Linked DNA regions of Homo sapiens: region 1 is linked to region 2. A link is an interaction called in ENCODE POLR2A ChIA-PET data of the cell type or tissue named here. Cell type or tissue: Panc1. All regions are shown on one strand. Region 1 has its middle 14 kb from the start of ZNF592. Region 2 overlaps PDE8A (phosphodiesterase 8A).

What was found. ChIA-PET counts read pairs that join two places held together with the same protein. Peaks named below come from ENCODE experiments on the same cell type or tissue, not always from the same donor. Only the 100,000 strongest peaks of a DNase experiment are listed, where the experiment ranks them.
Region 1: POLR2A ChIA-PET joins it to region 2 with 12 read pairs; 3 of 35 experiments call an interaction of 5 or more read pairs at or near these places.

What each region holds. Positions count from the first base shown.
Region 1 is chr15:84,732,212-84,737,211 of GRCh38, reverse strand. No RefSeq gene overlaps it. Among named protein-coding and RNA genes, the nearest start is that of ZNF592, 14 kb to the left of the region's middle. RefSeq lists enhancers at 667-726, 2,007-2,096, 2,117-2,176, 2,683-3,586. In Panc1, no CTCF peak of the experiment used is centred here; a DNase peak (open chromatin) is centred at 1,937; H3K4me3 peaks cover 511 bases.
Region 2 is chr15:85,035,076-85,040,075 of GRCh38, reverse strand. All of the region lies in intron 1 of PDE8A (phosphodiesterase 8A), which reads right to left. Among named protein-coding and RNA genes, the nearest start is that of PDE8A, 56 kb to the right of the region's middle. RefSeq lists an enhancer at 3,312-3,371. In Panc1, no CTCF peak of the experiment used is centred here; no DNase peak of the experiment used is centred here.

The DNA.
Region 1 (5,000 bases), 300 kb after region 2:
AGGCTTTGAAGTTAGAAGACTTTGGTTTGCCTGGGGCAGAGAATTCAAGCAGGAGAAAAATGGGAGTACTAGTAAAGTGTGTTGGGCTTTGATTACTGAAAGCCTTGGCTATTGGGCCAGAGTGTTTGATTTTTATGTTGGAGGCAGTGGGGTGAGGGCATTCAAGACTTTTTAGGTAGAGAAAATTATTTATTCATATATGTATGAATTATTCATATTTATATATATATATATTTGTTTGTTTGTTTGTTTGTTTGTTTTAGACAGAGTCTCACTCTGTTGCCCAGGCTGGAGTGCAGTGATGTGATTTTGGCCCACTGAAACCTCTGCCTCCCAGCTTCAAGTGATCCTCCCACCCGAGCCTTCCTACCAGCTGGGATTACAAGTGAGTGCAACTGCACCTGGCTAATTTTTGTATTTTTAGTAGAGATAGGGTTTCACCATGTTGGTCAGGCTGGTCTTGAACTCCTGACTGCAGGTGATCTGCCCGCCTCAGCCTACCAAAGTGCTGGGATTACAGGCATGAGCCACTGTGCCACCTGGCCTATTCTTATGTTTTTACCAGCAACAGAATTAAAATGAGACATTGACAATCTAGTCATCTACTGGCATTGTACAGGATGTGAGGCGGAGGAGAAGGGGGAAAATGAAACTGGAGACAGAAAAATGAATGAATCAAGCAGTTGTGGCCGAATGCGGTGGCTCACACCTGTAGTCCTAGCACTTTGAGAAACCAAAACAGGCAGATCACTTGAGGCCAGGAGTTCAAGACCAGGTTGGGCAACATGGCAAAACCGCATCTCTACAAAAAAATACAAAAAAAAAAAAAAATTAGCCAGGTGTGGTGGCGCACAGCTGTAGTCCCAGCTACTTGGGAGAATCCTTTGAGCCCAGGAGGTTGACCGAGTGAGACCCTGTCTCAAAAGAAAAAAAAAAAAAGTTATTAACTTGGTATGGACACAGACTCCTATGACAAACTCATGAGAACTGTGGCTTCTTTCAGAAAAGTAGCTATAAACCTAAGCCCCTACATTTTTTGAGAATCCCTGGATTAGTGTCTTTTTTTTTTTTTTTTTTTTTTAAGACAGAGTTTTGCTCTGTCGCCAGGCTACAGTGCAGTGGCATGATAGCTCACTGCAACCTCCACTTCTTGGGTTCAAGCGATTCTCATGCCTCAGCCTCCCGAGTAGTTGGGATTACAGGCACGTGCCACCACACCCAGCTAATTTTTGCATTTTTAGTAGAGGCAGGGTTTCACCATGTTGGCCGGGAAGGTCTCAATCTCCTGACCTCATGATCCGCCCGCCTCAGCCTCCCAAAGTACTGGGATTACAGGCGTGAGCCACTGTGCCCAGCCTAGTGAGTCATTCTAAGAGTGAAAGAATAAGAACTTGCAGCATGTATTTATTTAGTCAGACATATTTATTAATCCCCTACTATGTATGTGCAAGGCACTGAGCTGAGTGCTGGGAACAGACACCATCCAGTATGAGGCATGCATTATGGTATGACATAGTGGTCAAGGGCACAGACCCTAAGCCCAGTTCTCTGCCTTCAAACCCCTGCCGGGTGACCTTGTTTAATAAAGCAACTGTACTCCACTTCTGTTTTATAGGGACAATACTGACACCATCCTCATGGGCTGCTGTGAAGATTAAATGAATGCTTCATGAGAGCTTGGGCTTGATGGCAGAAATGAGGGAGGAGAGAGAGGGCAGTAACTATGCGGAGGGCGGATGAGGGCAAGGAAGAATTTTAAAGGATGACAAGATTTTAAAGTAAAGCAGGAGAGGCTGAAGGTGCATCAGTCATGATCTGTTCTGTCCCCTAAGGGGGGCCAAATGGTGGGAGGGGAGAGATCGAGAGCAAACGCAGAGAGGCTGGCTTTAGCTAGGAAGATACTTCCGCTTGTGAGCTGGAGGGGAGGAGTCAAGTGTGGGTGCAGGTGCTGACTCTGAAGTAACCGCAGGCAAGAGGGAAGGAATGTCACCAAGGGGGGAGGGGTGAGGAAAAAGGAAAAGTTGTAACACACTGTCTCAAAGAGGGGATCTAGGAAGATGCAAATGTCAGGGATTATTCAGGACTGGTGAGCTGATAAGGGATACTGATCTGCCTGGTTGGGTAACTTCTGGTGGTCATGGGAGCTACAGGAGAAAAGCATTAAAAAAAAAAAAAAGGTGGGGTGGGGGAAGTGGTGAGTGCAGAATGTCACAGTGGTGAAATCCGGAAGAATAGAGACAGGGGAGGCTGGCCATTGTGGCTCACGCCTGTAATCCAAACACTTTGGGAGGTCAAGGCAGGTGGATTGCTGGAGCCCAGGAGTTCAAGACCAGCCTGGGCAACATGGAGAAACCCAGTCTCAATAAAAAAATTAGCTGGGCATTGTGGCACATGCCTGTAGTCCCAGCTATTTGAGAGGCTGAGGTGGGAGGATTGCTTGAGCCCAGCAGGTGAAGGCTGCAGTGAACCATAATCGTGCCACTGCACTCCTGCCTGGGCGACAAAGTGAGACCCTATCTCAAATAAAAAAAGAAAAGAAAGAGTTGGCCGGGCACGGTAGCTCACACCTGTAATCCCACTGCTTTGGGAAGCCAAGGCAGGCGATCACCTGAGGTCAGGAGTTCAAGACCAGCCTGGCCAACGTGGTGAAACCCTATCTCTACTAAAAAATACAAAAATTAGCCGGGCATGGTGGTAGGCACCTATAATCCCAGCTATTTAGGAAGCTGAGGCAGGGAGAATTGCTTGAACCTGGGAGGCAGAGGTTGCAGTGAGCCAAGATCACGCCACTGCACTCCAGACTGGGCAACAGAGTGAGACTCTCTCTCAGAAAAAAAAAAAGCGGGGGGGGGATTTGCTGGATTTGCCAACCCACTGGTCTTTACTGAAGTATCTTAAGGGTCACTAAAGTGTCACAGCAGGTGACTCATGGCAGAGAAGAAAAGGGAGAAAGAACAGTGAGGCAGTAAACCACATGCAATCTGAGAACACTGACTTTGCAATGAAAGGGAAAAGTAAGACATTAACCAGAAAGAATAACAGAGTGAAATGAGGTATATTTCTTTCTAAAGGTCAGAAAAGCTGTACTACTGCTATTTCTTCTTCTTCTTCTTCTTCTTCTTCTTCTTCTTCTTCTTCTTCTTCTTCTTCTTCTTCTTCTTCTTTTCTTCTTCTTTTTTCTCCTTCTCCTTCTCCTTCCCCTTCTCCTCCTCCTTTTCCTTCTCTTCTTCCTTCTTCCTTCTTCTAAGGTAAAGGCAGCAGTTGTAGAGCTGGCAGGAGAGGGAGGAATAGGGCTTCAAAAACTTAGCTGGAGGCCATGAGCAGTGGCTCACACCTATAATTCCAGCACTTTGGGAGGCCGAGGTGAGCTGATCACTTGAGGCCAGGAGTTCAAGACCAGCCTGGCCAACATGGCAAAACTGCATCTACTAAAAATACAAAAAACAAAACAAAACAAAACAAAAATTAGCTGGGCACTGGACTCCAGACTGGGTGACAGAGCAAGACGCTATCTCAAAAAAAAAAAAAAAAAAGTCAACTGGAGTATGATGCCAGCATAATACTATTGTAATTAGCTTCTGTGGGCCAGACATTTTCCATAAGAATATGTTATTCCCAATTTACAGAGGAGGAAACTGAGGCTCAGAGAAGCTAAGTCATTCGCCCAAGATCACACTGCTAGTCAATGGCAGAGTTAGGATTTGAGCCCAGGTCATATGACTCCAAAACACCAAAGCTTGCCTGCCTAATACCAGAGACAAGCAGAAATGTTAGCACTTTGAGGGAGAGGGGATACTTCTGTCCGCACCGAGGAAGGAAGAAAGGATTGGAAGAAACATATATACTAATGATTTATGTTCATTTATTATTTAGAATTATTCTCCTTCCCACACGAATATATAAGCATATAGATTTTTAAAAATTTCTTTTGATTTATTTGTTTTTGGTTTTGTTTTTGAGATGGAGTCTTACTCTGTTGCCCAGGCTGGAGTGCAATGGCACGATCTCAGCTCACCGCAACCTCTGCCTCCCAGGTTCAAGCGATTCTCATTCCTCAGCCTCCCGAAAAGCTGGGATTACAGACACCCGTCACCATGAGCGGCTAATTTTTTTGCATTTTTAATAGAGACGGGGTTTCACCATGTTGGCTAGGCTGGTCACGAACTCCTGACCTCAAGTGGTCCACCCACCTTGGCCTCCCAAAGTGCTGAGATTATATGGGTGAGCCACCACGCCTGGCCAATTTTTTAAATTTCTTTTGAGACAGGGTCTTGCTCTGTCACCCAGGCTGGAGTGCAGTGGTGCAAACACAGCTCACTGCCACCTCAGACTACTGGGCTCCAGTGATCCTCCTGCCTCAGCCTCCCAAGTAGCTGCGACTACCAATGTGTACCACCACACCAAGCTAATTTTTGACATTTTTAGTAGAGATGGGTTCTCACTATGTTGCTCAGGAGAGTCTTGAACTCCTGAGCTCAAAAGATCTTCCCACCTCAGCCTCCCAAAGTGCTGGGATTACAGGCGTGAGCCACCATGCTTGGCTGAAAGCATATAGATTTTTTTTAAGTTGGCATGATCGGTTTACATGACCAAGCACCTTTAAAAAAAAAAAAAAAGGCAGGCTGGGGATGATGGCTCATGCCTGTAATCCCAGCACTTTTGGAGGCTGAGGTGGATGGATCACTTTGAGGTCAAGAGTTCAAGACTAGCCTGCTCAACGTAGTGAAACCTCTGTCACTACTAAAAATAAAAAAATTTAAAAAATTAGCTGGGTGTGGTGGCAGGTGCCTGTAATCCCAGCTACTTGGGAGGCTGAGGCAGAAGAATCACTTGAACCCAGTAGGCAGAGGTTGCACTGAGCCGAGACCATGACATTGCACTCCAGCCTGGGCAACAAGAGTGAAACTCCATTTCAAGGAATATATGTATATATGTACAAAAAAATAGCCAGGCGTGGTGGCAGATGCCTGTAATCCCAGCTATGTGGGAGGCTGAGGCAG
Region 2 (5,000 bases):
TAGCTATTTTGAAATATACATTATTATTAACTGCAATCTCCTTGCTATACAATGAACCACCAGAACTTATTCCTCCTATCTAAATGAAACTTTGTGCCCTCTGACCAGTGTATCCTCTTTTCCCATCTACCACTCCCCTACCCTCCAGCCTCTGGTAATTATCATTCTACTCTTTACTTCTAAGTTCAACTTTTGTATATTCCACATAAGTGAAATCATAGGGTATTTGTCTCTCTGTGCCTGGCTTATTTGACTTAGCAGAAAGTCCTCTAAGTTTATCCATGTTGTCACAAATGACAGGCTGAATAGTATTCCACTGCATGTATATATTGCATTTTTTAATCCATTTGTCTGTGGATCAGCACATCGATTGTTTCTACATCTTGGCTGTTGTGAATAAAACTGCAACGAACACAGGAGTACAGACAGACATCTCTTCAACACACTGACTTCAATTCCTTTGGATATACACTCAGAAGTGGGATTGCTAGATGGCATGCTAAGTCTATTTTTAGTTTTTTTTTTAGGAACCTCCATACTGTTTTCCAAAGTGACTGTATATATTTACAATACTACTAACAGCGTGTGAAGTTCCCTTCTCTCCTCCACATCCTCACCAACGTTTATTTTCCATCTTTTTTTTTTTTTAGACAAGATCTCACTCTGTCACCCAGGCTGGGAGACAGTGGTGCGATCACAGCTCACTGCAGTCTCAACCTCCCGGGCTCAAGCAATCCTCCCACCTCAGATTCCCAAGTAGCTGGGACTACAGGCATGTGCCACTATTCCTAGCTAATTTTTACTTTGTGTTCTATAGAAATGAGGTCTTACTAGGTTGCTCAGGCTGGTCTGGAACTCCTGAGCTCAAGCGATCCTCCCGTCTCAGCCTCCCAAAGTGATGGGCTTATAGGCATGAGCCACTGTACCCACTCTTTTCTTTTTTTTTTTTTTCTTGAGATGGAGTTTCGCTCTTGTTACTAAGGCTGGAGTGCAATGGCACAATCTCGGCTCACTGCAACCTCTGCCTCCCGAGTTCAAGCAATTCTCCTGCCTCAGCCTCCCAAGTAGCTAGGATTACAGGCATGAACCACCACGCCTGGCTAATTTTGTATCTTTAGTAGAGACGGGGTTTCTCCATGTTGGTCAGGCTGGTCTCAAACTCCTAACCTCAGGTGATCTGCCTGCCTCAGTCTCCCAAAGTGCTGGGATTACAGGTGTGAGCCACCGGCCTCAGCCTTATCTTTCACCTTTTTGATAACAGCCAATCCAAAGGTATGAGGTGATATATTTCATTATGGTTTAATTTGCATTTCTCTGATGATTAGAGGTGTTGAGCATTTTTTTCCATTTATCTGTTAGCCATCTGTATATCTTCTGAGAAATGTCTATTCAGGTCCTTTGGCCATTTTTTAAGTTACGTGTTTTCTTGTTATTAGTAGTTTGCGGTTCTTATATATTTTGGATATTGGCCCCTTATCTGATGTGTGATTTGCAAATCTTTTCTCCCAGTCTGCAGCTTGTCTCTCCATGCTGCTAATTGTTTCCTTTGCCGAGTACAGAAGCTTTTTAGTTTGATGCAATTTCATTTTTCTATTTTTGCTTTCATTGAGGCAAAGATTTCTTAACCAGATACGAAAAGCACTAATCATAAAGGAAAAGACTGATAAGTTAGATTTCAAAATTAAGAACTTTGGGTCATCAAAAGACCCATGTAAAGGAATGAAAAAGTAAGCCACGAAGTTGGAGAAAGTATCTGCAAAACGTAAAACTGACAAAGAGCTCATACCCACAATATACGAAGAATGCCTGCAGATTAGTAAAACACACACACACACACACACACACACACACACACACACCCCCCAATTGGAGAGAGCCTTGCAGAGTTAGATGACACTAATACGCAAGAGCTAAGAAGGATAACTCAATCTTCTTTTTCTGAATTCAACTAGCAAAAGAAAGTGAGCTCATCAACAATTTTTAAGTTTTAACAATTTTATTAAAATGTATGTCAGCAGGAAATTTGAACAGATATTTTAAATTTTGTAAAACGTAACAAATATGACTAAAGTATCTTCTATTTCAAGAGTATTGTTGGGAGAAAATGGAAAAAGAAGTGTTTGCATCTACAATTTGTATATCTACAAGGGGAAATGAGTTACTTATGCAACTACTACACAGTAGAAAGCTTTGTTTCCATAGAGATTATGACACAACTGATTTCAGCCTTAAATTAGAATATTCTGATTTGAATTGAGAAATGATCTTTTTGTCTAAATGAATAGTGTATTCAGTGCAAATAAAAGCTCTGCACATCTGCTGATATCATTTCCTCTTTACTTCAGTAATAATTAATAAGAAGAACACAGCCACACCAGTCCCAAAAAGGCATTCGTATCCCTAAAATCTCACAAATGAGGTTTGAAAATAAAGGGAATGACATATTTCTACAGGATATACAAAAATACTGGCCATAAAGAACCATCATGAAACATTTTGAAATATCTTTCTGCTCATTTCACATTATAATTAAGGCTCAGTTCAGTAATTAAAAATGATCAATTTAAATAAAGTTCAAATCAGGCAAAACTAATCTATAGTATATTTTGTGGGGTGAGAGGTAATCAAAAGGGAATACAAGGGCATCTCATGGGGTCCTGGAATGCTCTTTTTTAATCTGGATGGTTACATTTGCAAAAAGAAAGTGATCAGGCTGGGTGCTGTGGCTCACGCCTGTAATCCCAGCACTTCGGGAGGCAGAGGCGGGCAGATCACCTGAGGTTGGGAGTTTGAGACCAGTGTGACCAACATAGAGAAACCCTGTCTCTACTAAAAATACAAAATTAGCTGGGCGTGGTCGTGGGCACCTGTAATCCCAGCTACTTGGGAGGCTGAGGCAAGGGAATCCCTTGAACCCGGGAGGGAGAGGTTGCAGTGAGCCAAGATTGCGCCATTGCACTCCAGCCTGGGCGACAAGAGAGAAACTCCGTCTCCAAAAAAAAAAAAAAAATTAGTCCAGTATCTTAAGAGCACTGCAACCTTCATTTGAAGAAAAGACCTCTCTCTAATAGCAGGACCAGTTGCAGGGGCAGCCTGCCACTGGGGAAGAAGCTGGGGGTGGGGACTGTTCTATCTCCCTCACTTCCTCCCCAATCTGCTAGCTGCTGTTTCTGAGGCAGGGAGGACAGGAAAGGGTCAGAGAAGTCCCTGACCAGTGCTGTTAGAAGACGACTTCTCATTCTTGGGGCCTGATGGATGTTTAAAGCTCTTTCTCTAAAAAAGCATTTTTGTGATGTCTCTAGAGATTCTTCTACTGTGTCCCTCCTGCTGCAACTTCCTTTAGATGGGCAGCTGAGGCAGTGCCTCAGCTGGCTTTTCTTGGTCCTTTCTCCTTTTCTACCAAAGTATAGATCCCACAACCTTTACTGCTGGAGTCCTCTCAGCCTGATGAGCTAACATCTTGGGCAGGAACTCCTTAAGAATGACCCCAGGTCAACATTCTACCTGGATCCTGCATCTGCCCATAGCCAAAGTGTATGTGGGCTCATAGCTTTACTCTCTGAGCACTAATGTTTTGTTTGGTGGGAGGGAAGGGTTGATGTATACAGGTTCAAGTCCACTAGGCTTTAGGAATAAAGTGGCTCTGCTTCCTGGCGTATGTACTCTGTCCTTCAATGTCTCTAACACGGTCAACTACTGGGGTGTTTCCTGTTTATGCCCCCATTTTAATCATGGGAGCCTCTGAGACAGCATCACATTCACTGCTCAGATATATGCTGGCAGCCAGGGTCTTTGAATTGATGTAGAATAGAGTAGTACCAAGAGGAAGCAGGAAGAAGACAGGGAATGCAGTACCTGACTGCTGTTAAAAGTAGCATCCACATAAACAGAGGAATTTGGATGGCTGCCAGGGTTAATGAGGAGTGGACCATGAGGAAGGCAGTTAAGTCTTCCCATTTTCTATCAAATTGCCAAGGGTGATATTCCTGTTTTAAAATATGTTTTTCAATCCAGTTCCATAACTTCTAAATATGTGCCCCACTAGGACTGTTTTTTGGTGTTGTCAGTTTCAACCTCAGATCTGCTGAAAATTTGGAAAGGTGGCATTAGCAACTGCTAGATGTCATTTAAACTAGAATCTCCATGTGTGCTATTATTGTCTGTTACATATGCACACTATTTCCATGAAACCAAGGAATGAAGGCAGCTTTGGTTCTGAGGGTGAAACAAAGGAGAACATTAAATACACATATTAGGGGACCACATATTATGACACTTCAGAAAGTTGGTCTGTTTATATTCCAAGAACTTCCAAAAACAAAATATATTTTCCTGGTCCTTGAGAATAGCTCTTGAGAAAAGAACTTCCATCAAAAACTCCAACATAACTATTCAAAATAAATAATAATTTGGTCTTTCCTTTTTTAGTTTCATTCATTTATTTATTAGTTTTGAATTTTTAATTTTTTCAGAGGAGTGAAACTAATCACCTTAAACAAAACACTAAGTACCTTCACTATAGTTGGCTGAGTGGAAAAAGAAAATCACTTTAAAGTTAATACTCAGGGCCCGGCGCGGTGGCTCACGCCTGTAATCCCAGCACTTAGGGAGGCCGAGGTGGGCGGATCACCTGAGGTCAGGAGCTTGAGACCAGCCTGGCTAACATGTTGAAACCCCATCTCTACTAAAAATACAAAAAATTAGCTGGGCGTGGTGGCGGGCGCCTGTAATCCAAGCTACTTGGGAGGCTGAGGCAGGAGAATCGGTTGAACCTGGTAGGCGGAGGTTGCAGTGAGCTGAGATTGTGCCATTGCACTCCAGCCTGGGTGACAAGAGGGAAACACTGTCTCAAAAAAAAAAAAAAAAAAAAAAAAAAAAGGAAATACCCAGAGGTGAGGTCCTGCTCCTGCTGACCCCAAAGCTTCTGAAATACCAGGTTTTGAGTTGCTCAGAGAAACATATTAGTGGAATATAAGGTCCGACTTCTTGATGACCAAGAC